3 separate regions of the Mus musculus genome follow, and all the other regions are linked to region 2. Evidence: chromatin loops called from intact Hi-C (ENCODE). Cell type or tissue: heart. All regions are shown on one strand. Links, peaks and the distances in the headings refer to the core of each region. The heading gives the core; the rest is flanking DNA. Region 1 overlaps Sfpq (splicing factor proline/glutamine rich (polypyrimidine tract binding protein associated)). Region 2 holds the start of Zmym6 (zinc finger, MYM-type 6). Region 3 has its middle 5.8 kb from the start of Gja4.

Region 1 (5,000 bases), core at 1-5,000, 49 kb after region 2:
CCTAATTACTTCAGTATGCATTTCTTTTTAACAAGGGGGGGCACCATTTGTAGAAAGCAGTACTTAGCCTCCTGTTACATTTCCCAGAAATGGCTTATGCCACTCAAAGGCCTACACACGCTCATGCTTTCCAAGTGAAATACCTAGCCTAATGTGCATAGAAGCATGAATAGCAAAGTTGAAGATCAGTATTATAACTATTTTTTCTATTTATTTGAAGCACAGTAAAAAAAAAATGGTACACTTTGGAAATTCGGTGGCACAAGGTACACTGCCATTAACTTGAGAAACATTATACAGTTAAAAAAAAAAGTAAATGAAAAAATTTTTTCTCCTGTTTTGAACACTGCGTTACATAATTTTACCTGCCCAAACAGGCCATTTACAAATATCAGGTCAATAAACTGCTAACATCCATAAAAAGGTAGCTTGCTTACTAAAATGCCAAGAATTTAAGTGGTATCTAAACAAGAAAAGACAAAACCAAACTAGAATGAAAGCCTAAATATCTAAAATCGGGGTTTTTTATTTGGCCCTTCATACTCTTCTCTCCCTCTACCATATCCTGCTGGAGTTCCAGGCCCCATTCCTCTAGGACCCTGTCCACCCACAGGACCCGCACCTCCCTGCCCAAAGCGCTCAGTACGCTATTGAAACAGTAATTAACAGTTCATTAAATGTAGTTGATGTCCATGTGTGTTAAGTAAATATTTTAGAAGGTTCCGTAGTCAACGTTCGTCGATACAATCACCAATGAGTCGATCCACAGGTACCGGGAACATAGAAAGGAAAAAAGGGTAATTTGAAAATTAGTTTACGGTAATACATGCCTTGTGGTATGTTCCCACTTGAGCCATTCTCATACACCTGTTTCAAAGAATAGATCTTCCCTGTAGTGCTAAAAAAATTCAAAAATTAGTGCAGATGTGAAAACCCATTCCAAAAATGAGTTCTACAAAATTCACATCAGATTAATCCACTGACACGATTGTCCAGGTATGAACACAAAGTCATCTCCAAGCCTACAAAGTCCAGTCAGACAAAAGCAACTCGCTCAATGAAGGACAAAGGCCTACTCACCAGGTAGTGGCATGTGCTGCATAAGAAACCTTGTGCTTTTCAAGATCTTAAGACACATCTGCAAAGTTGCAGAAATCTTAAAAGGTTGGAATGAAGTTAATAAAATGCTACCAAGACTACAAAAAAGAAAAAGCACAAAAAAATAGTTTTTTCCACTTAACCGGCACAGTAACTTCATCAAAAACTTATTTTGCCACAGTCTCACAGCATTCCACACTTCAGAGCCATCACTACTAACTAGAGATACATGCACAGTATGTTTCTGCATTGTTACAAGCACAATATACAGCCCACCTACTTCAGAGTCCAGCTTTTTTTTAGTTTTGGAAAGTGCACTGTCACTTTGTTATGAATCCATGTTTTAGGTTATCTCCCAAAACAGCCTATCATCAAGCTAGGGTGACTGCAGTAAAGCAGTGAATGACTTCATTATCCATCTAGTTTTATGTATTTTGACTTTAAAACACAAAGTAAAATAAAACCCACATATCCTAACAGCAGAACCCTACACACAAGCACTCCACTTAAAATTCTACTCAAAATAGCCCAGTTACTAATTACTAATCAAAATAAAAATAAAGACTGAACAAGGTTTTAACTGTTCCTACAATTCATCTTTTGAAAAACAAAAACACTACAAAACTACTTGAACAGACTTTCAATTGTATTCTTTTGAAAGTCTTAAGGTGTATAGTTTCTACAAAAAAAGCTAAAAAGAAAAATTTGAGGCTTCAGTTATATTACACTAAGGACCCAGAAACTGTTAAATGTATAAACCTATCTATGTCTAGACATGGAGCCTAAACATATGTCAAACTAGTCGCCTAATATATACATCTTGTGCCTTCTAGAAAATACTTTTAAGACCAAAATGTTAAGTTCAATTTGAAGAACCTATCAGTATATCCAGCCATTTATAATGCTAACTTTAATTCTCAAGAAGCAGTAGGCAGGTTTTAAATGTAGTCTCACACTAAAACCCTTAATTCCTATTTATAAAATAAATCCTATTGAGCTACAACTGTAGCTCCTTTGAGACAAAAGCCTATGGGTGAATTATTTAGATTCAATTTAGCTACATTTTTTCCCACCAAAATGCAGTTAAGGATCTGTAAAGTCCTACCCCTACAGCAGCCATTCACACCAAAATTCATTTGACTATTTTAAAGCATCTGACAGGCTATCTCCATATAGATAAAGCATGATTGCATCAAGGGGTTCAGAACAAATGCACACCATCAGTATGCTTCAATTATTGTTGACTTTTGCTACCCTGTAGCAAAGTAGAAACATCAGTTTGGCTTTTTTTTTTTTTAGATGCACCTACAGAGAAACCCAACAGGTGGGAAACGACGAGTCAAAACACTAGGCAGTTCCTCTTTTCATGGGCTAGAAACAGAAACCACAAATAAGGTCAAAGGCCTACCTGTCACTCTAACATACTTAAGACTACAAGCCTCAAGTCTGACTCCTACTTATGGAAAACACCACAAAAGGGCACTGTGCCATTTCTCACTTGGATGCAAGAAAACCATATACAACTATCTAGCATCTAAAATTTGGATTTGCCATGCACTGGAGGTTCAAAAGTGCACAGACAATAAAATGGAAGCTACCTATGTACTTATTGCCAAAGATTAACTCCACATACTAACATAACAGCATTGACTTCTTGGTGGCAACCATATCTGTTTGGGTTACCACACATAGTTCTACATTGCCAAAGTAGTCCTCAGTATTATATATATTTACACAATGGGGGAACTGAAAGTCCAGTCAGCTACTTTAAAAAGAGAGAAAGAGAGAGGAAAAATAAAATACTCAAGTTGTGAAATTAAGAATCTCCTTTGTACTATGTCCCACAGGATACATTACCATGTCGCTTCCCATCATGGAACCACTCATGGTTGCTGGTGGAACTCCAGGATTAGCTTCATAACCTATGCCACCACCACCACCTAGTGGTGGAAATTTCTGGCCTCCTGAACCATAGGGATCTAGGAAACAAAGACAGTGGTTATCCTAACAGAATGCTGCTGCTGGGCGGTGCTAGCTGTAACTAAAGTCTCTGACTTACCTCCCATGTTCATTGTTCCACCACCACCCATTCTCATGTCTCTTTCTCTCTGGGGAGGGAAAAACACAAAAATAAACTCTTAATTACATATGACAGCTTACCATGTACTCCAGTAAAAAAACTGAACACAAAAAATTTATCCAGTGGGATACACTTCTAATTGCAACATTTGGGAAGCAGATGTAGTGTTATGTATATAGAGAATTCCAGGCCAGCCAAGGCTACTTTGCCTCAAAAACCACAAAATAATTCAAGAACAATGCATGTTTTATATGTCATTGTGGCATGTAGTGTCCTGAAAACTGGTTAGACTATCAAAACAAACACGCTACATGGCATTTGGTCCAGCAAGATCTGATAGGAGTTTATACACACAAAACAAAACAGCCACGCCTGAGTGAGTGTACACTTACAATGGATAAAAACTTACTGGATCCATGTAGCCCATCCTGCTGTAACTTTCTTCTCGTTGGCGTCTCATTTGTTCTTCCATCTCACGTTGGCGAATCATCATCTCTTCCTCTCGTCTACGCCGTTCCTCCTCTTGCCTACAAATATTTTTCAGGCATATAAAACAAAGTGTCATCCATGCCTAAAACTTAAGAAGCCAAGTGTGATGATGGCCCTTGCCTTTTAAAACAGTACTTAAGAGTCATATAGGAAGCCGGGCGTGGTGGCGCACGCCTTTAGTCCCAGCACTCGGGAGGCAGAGGCAAGCAAAATTTCTGAGTTTGAAGCCAGCCTGGTCTACAGAGTGAGTTCCAGGACAGCCAGGGCTACACAGAGAAACCCTGTCTCAAAAGAAAACAAGAGTCATAGGGATATGGTCCAGTTGGAGGGTCCAACTAGTGTCATGCAGCAACACCTGTTTCAGAAAAAAACTACTTGAAAAAGAGCTAAAAGTTTGTCTTTGAATAGAAAATAGGTTAAACTCTTAATGTTCATAAAAGAATAAACTCTAGATCATAATTCTAGAATAGCAAAACTCTGGCAAAGACAATAAGCTTTTCCTTCAAATACAAACTTGCACTTAATACTTCTTATCTACACATCAGAATACATAAGTAAAGGCTGAATTCAACACTATACCTCAACTGCATTTCTTTACGTTTCTGCATTTCTTGACTGTGAAGTTCCTCCATGCGCCTTAATTCTTCCTGGCGTCTCATCAGATCTAAACATTGAGAATTTTAGATTGTTAATGAGGCTCTGCACACTTTAAAATGTAAACTGATCTTTACCAATGAAATCTGAGGCTTTTTCACCTTGGCGCAAAAGATTTGCTTGGTGTTCATGGTAAGCATCTTCCATTTCACTTTCCAATTTGTCTTTAGCATCCTTCATGTTTTTTTCAACTTGTTCCCTTTGCTGTTTTTCCATTTCATCCAAGGACTTCCATCGTTGAGAATATTCATACTCAAATGTGCCATGCTGAGCAAAACGAGGTGGTGTTTCTCTCTCCCTGACAATACATAATTTATACAGAAGCAATTTTGAGAATCAGTATCTTTGGAATTCCTAAGAAAACTAGAAACCTTACACCTGGCATGGTTGTTTATGGCTTTAATCACAGCTTCAAAGTATGAAAATCTGAGTTCCAGAACAGAAACCCTGACTCAAAAAAACTAAATGAATGAAAACCTTAAGTACAGCCAGGGTGTGGTGGCCCATGCCTTTAATCCCAGCACTTGGGAGGCAGAGGCAGGGGGATTTCTGAGTTCGAACCACCCCCCCCCCAAAAAAACAAGAAAAACTTGTACCTGTATACCTATTGCCCACTGTTAAGACATTTGTAGAACATGTAACATAATAATATAATGCCCTAGGTTTGATCCCCAGCACC
Region 2 (6,604 bases), core at 726-5,725:
AAAAAGCAGAATCCACATAACTTGGCAAACAAATGGTTACGGGGGATAAGGCAAGAGGAACAATTTACCAGTTAAAGGGAAGGTAAGCATGAGATGAGATGTCAGTAGACTGGAGGCCTCCACCACTCACTCACTCACTTCACACACTGCACACACCACCTTCGAACCTTCTCAGCTCACTGCCAGAGCAGAGCCAGCATGGAACTCACAAGCAAGACAAATCTACCTGGCACTTCTGCCCTGGAATAACCCTGCTGTGAGATGGAGTGAGACATTAAATCTTACTTTTAATGTATTAATTTTCGGTATGCTTAAATAAATACTATTGCTATGTTTCTACAATAAAGTCAGTAACTAAAGATCATAAAACAAAGAACTGCTCAAGAAGGTTAAAGAAAAAAATTATTGCCAAAATAAATGACTCTCTACTCCACAGATTATTTTTGTTTCTAATCTATCTTTAGGGAATAGCCAGAATGATCTTTCCAGATTGTTCTGTTTCATATTACTGTCCCTGCAATGAAAACTTGGCATGGAGGCCCACACCAGTAATTTCAGCACTTGAGAAGCAAAGGCAAGAGGATCAGAAGTTTAAGGTCACCCTGAGCTACTCAGTAAATCTAAGGACAGCCTGGGTTACATGAGACTGTCTCAAAACACACTAACCCTATAATGTCCATTGCTCTTAAAATCAAAATCAAAATTCGTAAGTTTCTGATCTGCTGAATCTTCTTGACTCAAGCTACATATGGAAGGGCATGTTTTCTGAAATCTTACTATCTACGTTTGAACCCTATCTAATGTTTACTAACTGATCCATACACATGCTTAGCTTTTTTGAGTTCTGGCATCCTCATGTGTAAAATAATAGTATCAGAGATGTGAGCGAGATAATGGCACACTCTCAGGCATGCAATGATATTAATAATCACATTAATGCCACATTCTACTATACGATACATATTACACATTACACCATCTATTAGTGTCCCTAATCATCATTACCATTTCTATATTTTTTAAAGACTTATTTATGTACTTGAGTACAGTGCTGCTCACTTCAGACACACCAGAAGAGGGCTTCAGATCCCATTAAAGATGGTTGTCATCCACCATGTCGATTTACTGTAGAGGATTGAACTCAGGACCTCTGGAAGAGAAGCCAGTGCTCTTAACCACTGAGCCATCTCTCCAGCCACTATATTTGTTTCTTTAACAAAAACAAATATCACACTTACCATGACCTTTTCTCATCTAAAGCACTAAAAACCTGATTAACGCACTGTCTAAGCCCTTTTCATCTTGCTTTAAGAGAAAACCACGCAGCAGGGTCATTTAGAAGGAAAGGAAATTTTCTCATAGCTCTGGAGGTTGTGAATTCCAAGACAAGGGGGCTGCATTTAGTCAAGTCTTCTAGTCACATTACAATGTAGCAAAGGGTAGGAGAGTGCCCAAGAAAGAACAAGACAGCAAGCAAAATGCCCAACTGGCTTTTAAAACCAAGCCACTCCTGGTAATGACAGAGCCTGTACTTGGATCTTTACCTCTCAGGGTCACCCTCCAGCAATCACGCTGAAGCAGGAGTAAGTTTCCAATGAATAAAGTTTGGAGGCTCCATTCATTTTGGACTAGCACTGACAATTGCGCACTCACAGCACTGGGAATATACTCTACTACTTAATCGTATATCCCCCAGCCTCCATAGGACTCACCTAACGCATGAAAAAAATTAATCAGTTGGGTTGTATCAACGTATAAACCAGCAACCATTGAGTACCATTCATTTCCAATTCTCCGGAATAATACCAATTCTAACGCTAATAATTTTTAGTATTTTGAAAGTCAAAAGAAAATGCTTACATGAGCATCATCAGGTTCTTCTTTAATTCTGTCCAGAAGCCCTTGTTGTGCCATTGCTTTGTCACATCCACCATCCAAAGGTTCTTTCATTCTAAGTGCTTATGCCGAGTTCTTATCCCATCTAAAACTAAGATGACGCCTAAAACATAATATAAAGGATTGGTACTTGGGTTTTGTTTTCCTTCATACTAACATGTTAATAGCTTCAGGATCGAGCATTTGAGCAACACCCTTCTGGGACTAGGACTAACTGTTCTTTTTGCTCCTGGATTAGCTACCTTCCAATGAGAAAAGTCTTAGACAAGCACTATGGTCTTCACTATATTGGAGGTTGTTGCGATACAGACTGGCTGAACACGCCACAGGAGGACCCTAGCAAGTGGACAGCTGGACTCAGTACTTAATTTCTGATTGTGTGGACACTGACATGTGACTCATGTCTGCTCCAAGTGAGGCCTCACCTTTGCCTCTACCTCAGCCTGCACTAACAATAAGAACCGATTTCTCATCCTAAAGCCACTTCAGAGCCTCAGACGTCATCACAACTAGAACGCTAGGTTCCCATTTAGAGGTGGGCCAACTGGTCATTCTGGAGGCAACTCCCCCTAACGTCTTCCTATAAACCAGTGATTCTCAACATTCATAAACTCGGTTAATGTGGCGACCCCCAACTATAAAATTATTTCGTGGCTCCGTCATAACTGTAATTTTGCTAATTGCGAATTGTAATGTAAATATTTGATATGCGACCCTGTGAGGGTTGAGAATGGCTGCTAGAAACCCCTGTCTGGGCTCTCTTCAGATTCCCAAACGGTAGTACAAATGTAAGCCAAGCTATAAAGGAAACCCTCGCAAAAGGCCTGTCATCAATTCCAGCCAGCCATAGAAACAACAGGTTTTTTAAAACCCTGTTGCGAAGCCGGGTCGAGAACTTTCCACCACTTGCCACAGTTGTAACACTCTACAGGCGCGTATCCCTCCTCTGAATGTCGCAAGCTCTCCGGCGTTCCCGTTCGCAACCAGAATTCCCCAGCCTGTCCCCCAAAGGCCAGAGGAGGAACTCAGTCTCCAACGGAGCGCGCGAGCCGCCAACTGCAGCGAGCCTGAGGATGCTACGGCACCACCGCGGCGCAGCCCGCCGCCGGTCACGTGATGAGCTGCCACTCCGCCCCCGCCAGAAGGGGACGGTCCTGTCACGTGAGGTTACCCAGAACTTCCTGCGGCGCCTAGTCACGTGGAGGGCCACGCCCCGTTTGGGCACGTGGTACGTTGCCCCCTCACAAGCCCACAGGCCTGAGCGGCTTTCTCTAGCCCGGTAGGACACCCGCCTCCAATGAGACGCCAGTCGGAGAATGCACAAAAGCATTCAAGGTCTCAGGTGGGGACCATGACAAATTACTTTACTGGAATCGCCTGAGGAATGGCAACGCAACGCCTTGACAACTGCGCGTGCGCACTCCTATTTATGCGCTAGACCTGAGGTAATTGGACGTTCCCGGCCTTCATTCCCGCCCTCTATTCCCATCATGCCCTAGACCTAGCCGTCCCAGCATTCTCACTTCCGATATGATTGACTTCTTAAAGAGACAGGGCTGTGGAAAAAAAAAACTGGAGGGCTGTAGAGTTGGCCCAGTGGTTAAGAGCACTGACTGCTCTTCCAGAGGTCCTGAGTTCAATTCCCAGCAACCACATGGTGGCTCACAACCATCTGTAATGGAATCCAATACCCTCATCTGGTGTGTCTAAAGACAGCTACAGTGTACTCATATACATAAAATAAATAAAATCTTTAAAAAAAGAAAAGAAAAAGCTGGAAGGAGAAATGGAGGAATGTCAAAGCTCAGAAGTGTTAGATGGAGCTGTATATGCCCTTCTCCATTTTTTAATGTGCATCACAGTTGAGGAACATAGGAGAAAGATGACTAGCGCTCAACCATCTTTCTCTTTTTTGGCCTATAGTCAGGACAAAGTCTCATAGCTCAATAAACCAAGAAAATCCCTCACAGACAAACTCAGATACCTGTCCCCAAGTTGATTCTAAATCCCATCAATTTAATAAGATTAATCATCACATGTGAACCTGAACCCCACTGGAGCTGGACTCCAGCACTTAAGGGGCAAAGATCTAAAATGAGAGAAGGCTGAGCACGAAAGATACTAAAGGGCATGGGAACAGGAGGATTCTGATTTGAGGAGAAGGGTCAACCAAAACAAAATTGTGTGAAAACACCAGAGGAAATCTACCCATACATGGTATTATAAATTATAATCAAATATTAGAGACAGTACACATAGTTTCTATTTAAAATGTATGTTTTTGTTTTCTATTATTTGATAATTTTATGCATGCATATGTGCTTTGATCAAATCCCTTCCCCTGTCCCCTGCCATTCACTCTGCCTTTTCAAACCCACTTGGTCCACTTAGTGATGTCTGCATGTGCATGGGCTTATCTTCTGCAGCATGGGTGTCATCTCATGTCCCATATCCCTGAAGAAAATGGACTAAATATCAAAGCGTTATTGCCGGGCATGGTGGTGCAAGCCTTTAATCCCAGCACTTGGGAGGCAGAGGCAGGCAAATTTCTGAGTTCGAGGCCAGCCTGGTCTACAGAATGAGTTCCAGGTCAGCCAGGGCTACACAGAGAAACCCTGCCTTGAAAAACCAAGTATATATATATATATGTGTGTGTGTGTGTGTGTGTGTGTGTGTGTGTATAATGTTACTAAATTCATGTTTTAAAAATATCTTCTCTGTATGATTGATGAGGTTTGGTTTTTTTTTTTTTTTTTTTTTTTTTTTTTTTTTGGTTTTTCGAGACAGGGTTTCTCTGTATAGCCCTGGCTGTCCTGGAACTCACTTTGTAGACCAGGCTGGCCTCGAACTCAGAAATCCACCTGCCTCTGCCTCTGCCTCCCGAGTGCTGGGATTAAAGGCATGCGCCACCACACCCGGGTTTTGGTTTGGTTTTTTGAGACATGGTTATACTGTGTAGCCCTGCTGTCCTAGAACTCACTCTGTAGTCAGTTGGCATTCACCTGCCTTTACCTCTCAAGTGCTGGGAATAAAGACATGTATCATCACGGCCTGACTGATTGAGTTTTTCTAAAATAAAACATTTGCTTTAAAACCGGTTCAAATTTTTAAACCTCTGAACTGAGGTGGTGAGTGCCTGCAATCTCAGCACTCAGAAGACAGCAGGGCTATCCTTAGCTAAATAACAAGTCTGAAGGCAGCTTGAACTACATGAAATGCTATGATGAAAAAAATCCATGAGTCTTCAGTTTTCTACCTACAGAAAGAAGCTGGCAAAGACTAGTAGAGGAGCTAGAGAGATGGCTCAGCAATTAAGAGCATTTATTCTTGCAGAAGACCTGGGATCTGTTACCAGGACCAACATGGCAGCTTTCAAGCACCTGTAACTCCCGTTTCTGGGGACACAGTGCCCTCTTCTGACATCTGAGGGCAACAGACACACACATGGTACACAGATAAACTTGCAGACAGAAGATTCATAAACTTAAAATTAAAAAAAAATGTTTAAATCTAGCAGACTTCAGTGGGCAGATGGCTTAGTTAGTAAAGTGCTTACTATGTAAGCATAAAGACTTGTGCTCAGACTCTCAGAATGCACATAAAATCTGGGTGTGGCAGCATATACCCCATATCCTATCACTGAGAGTGTACACACAGGAGGATCCTTGGTTCAGTGAGAAACCCTATCTCAAGAAATTAGGTATAGAAGCAATTAAAGAAGAAACCTGTAGTGGCTATTCGTGCTTTTCAACTTGTCTACATCTGGAATTAACAGAAATAAAACAAAACAACCAAAAACTGGGGCACAATTGTGAGGGATTTTTGCTTAATTTGAAGTGGAAAGATCTGCTTATAATCTGGATCCATTTATAATCTGGGAAAATACACCCTTAATTCTGAATTTTTTGAAGTGGGAAGATAAGCCTCTACTGTGGGCCATACCTTCTGTTGGAAGCCTATGTAATGACAAAGAAGAAGGAAACCTTGCTCTTTGCCTGCCTACTTTTGCCTCAATAGTAAGTCCATCCCTACACTGGCATTTAGAGCTTACTACTTCTAGATTCCAGCATATTTGGAAGACTATCTGAGACATCCAGCCTTGTAGATCAAATGACTACTGGATTCTTGGACCTTTAGTTCATAGGCAACTGTTGTTAGATTAGCTGGGCCACAACCTGTAAGTCATTAGAGAGAGAGAGAGAGAGAGAGAGAGAGAGAGAGATCCTTGATTACAAGGTTAAGGCATTTGTTATATAAAATTGTCTGGGGGTGTATGAAGTCAAGAGTCCAGAGACAGAAACAAAACCCTCTTTAAAAAAAGAAAGAAGCCGGGCAGTAGTAGCCCACGCCTTTAGTCACAGCACTTGGGGGGCAGAGGCAGGCGGATTTCTGAGTTCAAGGCCAGCCTGGTCTACAGAGTGAGTTCCAGGACAGCCAGGGCTATACAGAGAAACCCTGCCTCAAATAAATAAATAAATAAATAAATAAACAAACAAATAAAAGATGAATTTTAAAATTTTTAAAAAGAAAGAAAGAAAACAAAACCTTAAACTACTCAAGAGTAGAAGAATAGAACAAGCTTTTAATCCTAGAACTGGAGGCAGAGGCAGGTGTATGAATGAGTTCTAGGCCAGCCTGGTCTACAGAGTGAGTTCTATGATAGCCAGGGCTACAAGGAGAAACCGTGCTTGAAAAACAAGAATAGGCC
Region 3 (6,604 bases), core at 711-5,710, 240 kb before region 2:
TTGTTTCCAGTGTCTGGCTATTATGAATAAAGCTGCTGTGAACATAGTTGAGCCAATGCCTTTGTGGGATGGTAGAACATCTTTTGGATATATGCCCAGGAGTGGTCTTGAGGTAGAACTATTCCCAGTTTTCTGAGAAACTGCTAAATGTATTTCTAAAGTGGATGGACAAGTTTGCACTCCCACCAGCAATGGAGGAGTGTTCCCACTTGCTCCACATCCTTGCCAGCATGTGCTATCGCTTGAGTTTTTTATCCTAGTCCTTCTGATGGGTCTAAGATGGGACCTCAGAATCGTTTTGATCTGCACTCCCCTGATGACTCATGATGTTGAACATTTCTTCAAGCACTTCTCGGTCATTCAAGATTCCTTTGTTGAGAATTCTCTGTTTAGCTGTGTGTGTGTGTGTGTGTGTGTGTGTGTGTGTGTGTGTGTGTGTAGCAGATATGCAGCTTAGTCTTCATGTGGGTCCCAACAACTAGAGCAGGGTCTATTCCAAAAGCCACTGCCTGTCTGTGGGATATGTTCTTCTAGCTGGGCTGCCTTGTCTGCCCTCAGTGGGAGAGGAAGTACCTAACCTCTCAGAGACTTGAAGTGTCAGGGTGGGGGGATACGAACAGGAGGCACCCACTCAGAGAAGGGGAGAGAGTGTGGTGGAAGGACTGTGGGAGGGAGTGACCAGGAGGGGGACAGTGAGCAGGATGTAAAGTGAATACGTTTTTAAAATCAATTCATTAATTCATTAAAATATTCAGGAGTTTCAAATCGCTTCTTGGCTGGAAGTGGGGCCTTGTTTCACTTCTCAGAACTGGGGTTTTGTCTGGCTTGAACACATGCAGGGCTGGTGAGTACTGTCAAGGTCTCTACGAGCTCATGTGTGTACCAGCCCTCTTGTCTGCATGACACTCTTTCCTTTGCAGTCACCCACCAGGTTTCCTCCTCCTCTGCTGCACGGAGGATCCCTAAGCCCTAAGGGGAGGGGCTCAATAGAGGGATTGGTGCCTGCTAGATAAGGGAAAATTAGTTTTCTCCAATGGAGTAGCACTGGATAGATCCACCACACTGCAGGTCAGACCCCATGCCCAGGAGTAGTTGGCTAATACAAACCAAACTCCATGGTCTTGGTGTGGTTTGGGTATTTTTGTCTTAATGCTTTAAGTTTGTCTTGATTTTCTCTTTTGTTTTTGTTTTTCCTTTTTTGAGAGAGGAAAAAACATGATATTGGGTGGATAGAGAGATGGGGGAGATCAGGGAGGTATTGGGGGAGGAAAAAGAATATGATCAAACATATTTATGAAAAAATTAATAGAAATTTTTTGTTGTTGTTTTTTCGAGACAGGGTTTCTCTGTATAGCCCTGGCTGTCCTGGAACTCACTCTGTAGACCAGGCTGGCCTTGAACTCAGAAATCTGCCTGCCTCTGCCTCCTGAGTGCTGGGATTAAAGGCGTGTGCCACCACTGCCTGGCTAGAAATAATTTTTAAAAAGAGTTTCAGGTCACCCAGGCTGGCCTTGAACTTGCTATGTTGCTGAGGAGGACTTTGAACTCCTGATCCTCCTGCCTCTATCCCCTGAGTGTGGGAGTTACAGGTATGGACCATTATGCCTAGTTTTATGATAAGGATCAACCGGAGATCTTTGTGCCTGGTAGGTGTGATGGTTTGAATGAGAACAGCCCTTATTGGCTCGTATATTTGGATGTTTGGCTCCCAGTTAGTGAACTGTTTGGGAAAAATTAGGAGGTGTGGCCTTGTTGGAGGAGGTGTGGCCTTACTGGAGGAGGCATGTCACTGAGCTGGGCTTTGAGCTTTCAAAAGCCCCCACCAGGTCCAGTCTCCCCATCTCTCCACCTGCAACTTTCAGATCAGATGTGAGTTCTCAGCTACTACTCCATCTTATGCCTACTTCCCTGCCCCCATGTTCCCCGCCATGATGATAATGGATTAAGCCACTGAAACTATAAGCCAGCCCCCAGCTAAATGCTTTCTTTTATAAGTTGCCTTGGTCATGGTATGGTTCTATTGTTACAGCAATAGAACAGTGACGACGACACTAGGCAAGCACAACCAAGCTTCATTCCTAACCCCTCCAGCATCTTCCAGAAAATCAAGCCAAAGCCTTCAATATGAGACTGGCTGAACTGCAAAGACAATTCATGTCCCAGGCCCAGAAGGTGTTAAAGTAAGGGCACTAAGTGGTAAAGAGTGGGGTCCTGTAACTTGGAATGGAGATGTGTGGGAGGACCAAGGACTTTCGATCCTCAGCAGAAGATGTGCTCCCATCCCCTGCAATATTTTCTGCCTTTGACTGAGGAAATTAACCCTTCATTGTCTGCTAAACCAGCATGAATTTCTCTTAAGGAGATGCCAGGCAAGCCAATACTGATGTCCCCCAGGGCCCACCAATAGTTGTCTCTAGATCTATAACCAGACCAAAGCTTAAGGCAGTCTCGTAGCGGAGAGATAGAAAGTGTGGTTCGCAAGGAAGTACTACTCATGAGGTACTACTAAGGAGCTTAATGAGTTTGCTAATTAATTCAAGCAGAAGTCTGAGGAATATGTGTGGGAATGGATCTTAAGGGCATGGGCTAATGGTGAACGGAACATAAAACTGGGTCAGGCTGAGTTTATTAATATGGGCCCATTGAGTGGAGATTTTTAGGTTGAATGTGGAAGGTGTTTGAATGGTTAGATAAAGCATTTGTCAAAAGATGGCCGACTGAAATGGAGTTAAAGATGCCCGATATCCCCTGGTTTGGTGTTGATGAAGGAAGTTGAAGGAAACCATGACGTCAGAGCAGGTACCCTATGTAAAACCTAATTCTCCACAATGGAAAGGCCCAGAAGATGTGCCATTCACTAATCCTGTGGCGTGCAAAATGGTGATAGGTGTACCAACACATTTGAAGAGCTCTGTTATTGCCCTTTTCCTTGTGCCAGACCTTAGGGTTGGAGGCGCTGCTGCACCGTTGCATGAATTAAGTGCAGTGGGTTTAATTGAGCCCCAAAGTAGAAAGGAGCAGGGGCCAGGTGGCAGCCCTGAATCAACAAAGGCAAAGTGATCAGAGTCATAATGGCAGCATAAGCAAAGCAATGTCATAACGGCCTGCCCTGTAATGCACAGGCAAAGGGATGTTTGTGGTGGCATGACTTTTGGGACGGGATAATCAACCATGGTGTTTCCTGGCATGGAATAGATAAGATGCCTACTAAATTTTTGCCCAGCCCTGGGCATTGAGCCTTTGACAGAGATCCATTCAGTGCACGGATCCACCAGGAGTTTGTATCTTTCTGCAGTCATGACTAAGTTCACAGCAATCATCACTCTTACCACTAGGTGGCACTCATGTCCCTTTGGAGTGCACCTCTTCCCTTCTGGGAGGCTTGAGGGGTCAGAGCAGGCATCCTTCATTCCTGCCATGGATGAAGATGCCACTTAGAAGTCTCCAAGTCAGAGTGTAGTACACGTGGGCACCACACCCGACAGCCCCAGACAACCAAGAGAACTTTTTGTCTTCATTCATTCTAGAACACAGGACTGTGTTGTGTGTGGACTGATTTTGTGTTGTTCCCCCCCCCCCCACCTCCAAACCATATATTAAAATCCTACCCTCGGTGTGATGGTATATTAGGTAGTGGACCTTTGGAAGATGTTTGGGTCAAGAGTAAACCCCTGTCAAATGGGATTAGTGTCCTTATAAAAAGAGACAGGAGAAACCCAGTATGGTATCACCCACCTAAACTCCCAGCACTTGAGAGGCTGAGGCAGGAGGATCATCAGTTTGAGGACAGTTTGGTCCACACAAGGAGACTCAAAAGACAAACGAAAACGAAAGGGTGTGGGATGAGTTGAAAAACGGCTCAGTTGGTTAGAGAGCTTGCCTAGCCTGCACGAAGCCCCGGGCTCAATCTCCAGCACCCACAGAGCTGAGTGTAACAGCGTTCCCTTAATGTTAGCATTCAGCAGGAAGAGCTAGAGGATCAGAAGTTCAAGGCTATCCTCGGCTATATGTGGAGTTTGAGACCAGCATGGCCACATGAGGTTGTTGGGGGGGGGGGGGGGAGAAGGGAGCGGAGTAGCTGAAGGGAGAGAAGAAGAGGAGGAGTGGAGGAAGGGAAGAATTTTTTTTTAAGGATCTTTCTGTCCTGTGAATATGTCAGTCAGATGTCCTTTCCCAAGAACCTGGCCATGCCGCATGACAACTGGTCTCTGGCTTCCAGACCTTCATGGAAGGAACATTTTGGTTTAAATCATTGAGGCTCAGGTATTCTGTTGACAGCAGCCCGGCCTAGGTAAGACACCCCCCGCCCCCCCACCTCCTGCTCCTGACCCTGGGAGGCTGGCTGAAGAGGAACTGAGAATCACACAAACATTAGGGAGTTGGGATTCCCAGATGGGAAGGGGCAGAACCATGGTGACACCAGATCCCTCCCGGAGCAGAGCACCCTGTCGTGGACTGGCCATGAGCTGTGACAGCAGAAGCCGACCTGGACTTGCTACCAGCTGGCCTGCCACCTGATGCAGTCTGCACGCGTCTGCCTGTGTCACTCGCATAGTTTATATTTTAACACGTCCTGATGGGGGGACATGCTGCAAAAACCCAAAGGGAGACCACAAGTTCCTCTGTCCCCAATGATCAAAAGTCATCTCTGACAGGGCCTGACGGTATCCGCCCTACCCGACAACTAGCCTTTCACCTTCTTCAACTCCTTTTCAATCACCTGTCTCAGTCACGCCGACCTCCTCATTGCCCCTCAGGGAGGAGACACCAAGGCACACCCCTGCCTCAGGAACTTGACACCCAGGTTCTCTGCACCTGGAATGCCTAGGCAGCCATGGGACTTCCTTCTTCCTTAGAGGCTCAGCCTCTGTGGCAACTGTTTGGTGCAAATTTCTCTTCTATAGGAACTTGAAACTGGATACTCCGTGTGCTCTGTGCCTCATGTTCCCTACACCCACCCCGCCACCATATTTGTTTGAATCACTAACCATTTTTTTTTTTTGTATTTTATTTTTGGTGTTTTGTTTTGTTGTCTTTTCTGTCTTCTCACAGCTAGAAAGTAAAGTCCAGGAGGCTAAGAATCTCTTGTGTTCTCTGGCTGCCGACAGTGTCCGGACAGTGTTACAGCATCAGAAAGCACCCAGTAAGCGTATGCTGAATTGGTAATTCCATCTACAGGCCTGGTGCCCTGCTTTGCGCTGCTTGCCTGCCCGTAAGATGCTTCCAGTGTAATGGGGCAGGGGAAGCAAAGAGAAAGGCAGGCAGGCATTCAGTGGATACCACTTCCACCTGGCCAGAGAAACCATTCTGGAGATATGTTGCATAGCAATGTGAATATATTTGATACAGGTTGAAGTTAACTTGGTTGAGTTGGCAGGTTTTGTTTTGATAGGGGTGTGTGTGTGTGTGTGTGTGTGTGTGTGTAAAATGAGGCCCTCCTACACACCCACTGCATCTGTGTTAAAGGTCCTGCCAAGCTGACTGATTAGAACTGTAATTATAGGGAGCAGAAATGTTAGCGGGTCTCAAGTCAAATTACCTTAGGTTATCTTTACCACCCCCAAAGACAGGTATCGCCCACCTCTGCATTCCACCTAACACCCTTGGGACAATTAGGTAATATCTTTGGAATACACAGACTCCTAGCTTCCACCAATCCAAAGGCTAAGAGCATCCTGAACGCATCTGAGGCCAGCAGGAGGGACTTCCCTGCTTTGCCAAGACTCAGATATATGATGTTTCTACCAGTTTATTTTCTTTTCTAAAAGATTTATTTTATGTATGTGAGTACACTGTCACTGTCTTCAGACACCAGAAGAGGGCATCAGATCTCATTCAGATGGCTGTGAGCCACCACGTGGTTGTTGGGAATTCAACTCAGGGCCTCTGGAAGAGCAGTTCAGTGCTCTTAACTGCTGAGCCATCTCCCCAGCCCTTTTCTTTTAAAGATATATTTACTTTATGTATATGAGTACATTGTAGCTGTCTTCAGACACATCCAGCTGCCCATTCCGGATGGCTGTGCGCCACCATGTGGTTCCTGAGAATTGAACTCAGGACCTCCACTGAGTCATCTCTTCAGCTCTTCTACCATCCATAGTTCTTAAAACACTTTGTTCTGTTATTTAAAAACAAAAACAAAAAACAAAACAAAACAAAACAAAAACAAAACAAAAACCTTCATAAAACAGTTGCCATGATGAAACATGACGTTTGGGGTAACTTAAATATGTGTTCCCAGGGCATGGTCGGTCATAGTTGGCTCCAGAGATAAGAACTGTGTTCTGATTGAGACAAGATCTTGTATAGTATGAGCTAGCCCATAACTGGCAGTCCTCATGAATGGTGGGATTACTGGTCTATGCCACCGAGTTGTGTGTGTGTGTGTGCATATATACATATATAATGCATATATATATATAATTATATATTAAGTCATATGTGTTATAAATCTATATTTACATATCATATAGTATTACATATATTAACTACATCTAAAAAGCTTTAAACAAGGAATTGCAGGGCATATCTGACCCAGTGGAGGCCAGCAAAGGAACTTCTGGGGAAGATGACAGACATCTCAGCGAAGACCTGAGGGGCTGGA

What was found. Hi-C counts contacts between places; a loop is a spot of excess contacts. Peaks named below come from ENCODE experiments on the same cell type or tissue, not always from the same donor. Only the 100,000 strongest peaks of a DNase experiment are listed, where the experiment ranks them.
Region 1: it touches region 2 in a loop (2.1-fold over the local background); 2 of 42 quality-filtered maps call a loop at or near these places.
Region 3: it touches region 2 in a loop (2.6-fold over the local background); 2 of 42 quality-filtered maps call a loop at or near these places.

What each region holds. Positions count from the first base shown.
Region 1 is chr4:127,025,474-127,030,473 of GRCm38, reverse strand. Sfpq (splicing factor proline/glutamine rich (polypyrimidine tract binding protein associated)) reads right to left here. Exons shown (of 10, transcript NM_023603.3): 5 at 4,423-4,619; 6 at 4,247-4,331; 7 at 3,588-3,705; 8 at 3,158-3,206; 9 at 2,956-3,077; 10 at 1-647. The coding sequence ends at 510. Among named protein-coding and RNA genes, the nearest start is that of Sfpq, 6.7 kb to the right of the region's middle. In heart, for the core only: a CTCF peak has its summit at 3,054 (motif pointing left); no DNase peak of the experiment used is centred there; H3K4me3 peaks cover 128 bases.
Region 2 is chr4:127,073,803-127,080,406 of GRCm38, reverse strand. It overlaps Zmym6 (zinc finger, MYM-type 6), which reads right to left and starts at 3,024. Exons shown (of 14, transcript NM_001285885.1): 1 at 1,861-3,024. The coding sequence starts at 1,950. In heart, for the core only: a CTCF peak has its summit at 2,932; a DNase peak (open chromatin) is centred at 3,116; H3K4me3 peaks cover 1,766 bases; H3K27ac peaks cover 1,394 bases.
Region 3 is chr4:127,316,576-127,323,179 of GRCm38, reverse strand. No RefSeq gene overlaps it. Among named protein-coding and RNA genes, the nearest start is that of Gja4, 5.8 kb to the right of the region's middle. In heart, for the core only: a CTCF peak has its summit at 3,330 (motif pointing right); a DNase peak (open chromatin) is centred at 3,329; H3K27me3 peaks cover 1,818 bases.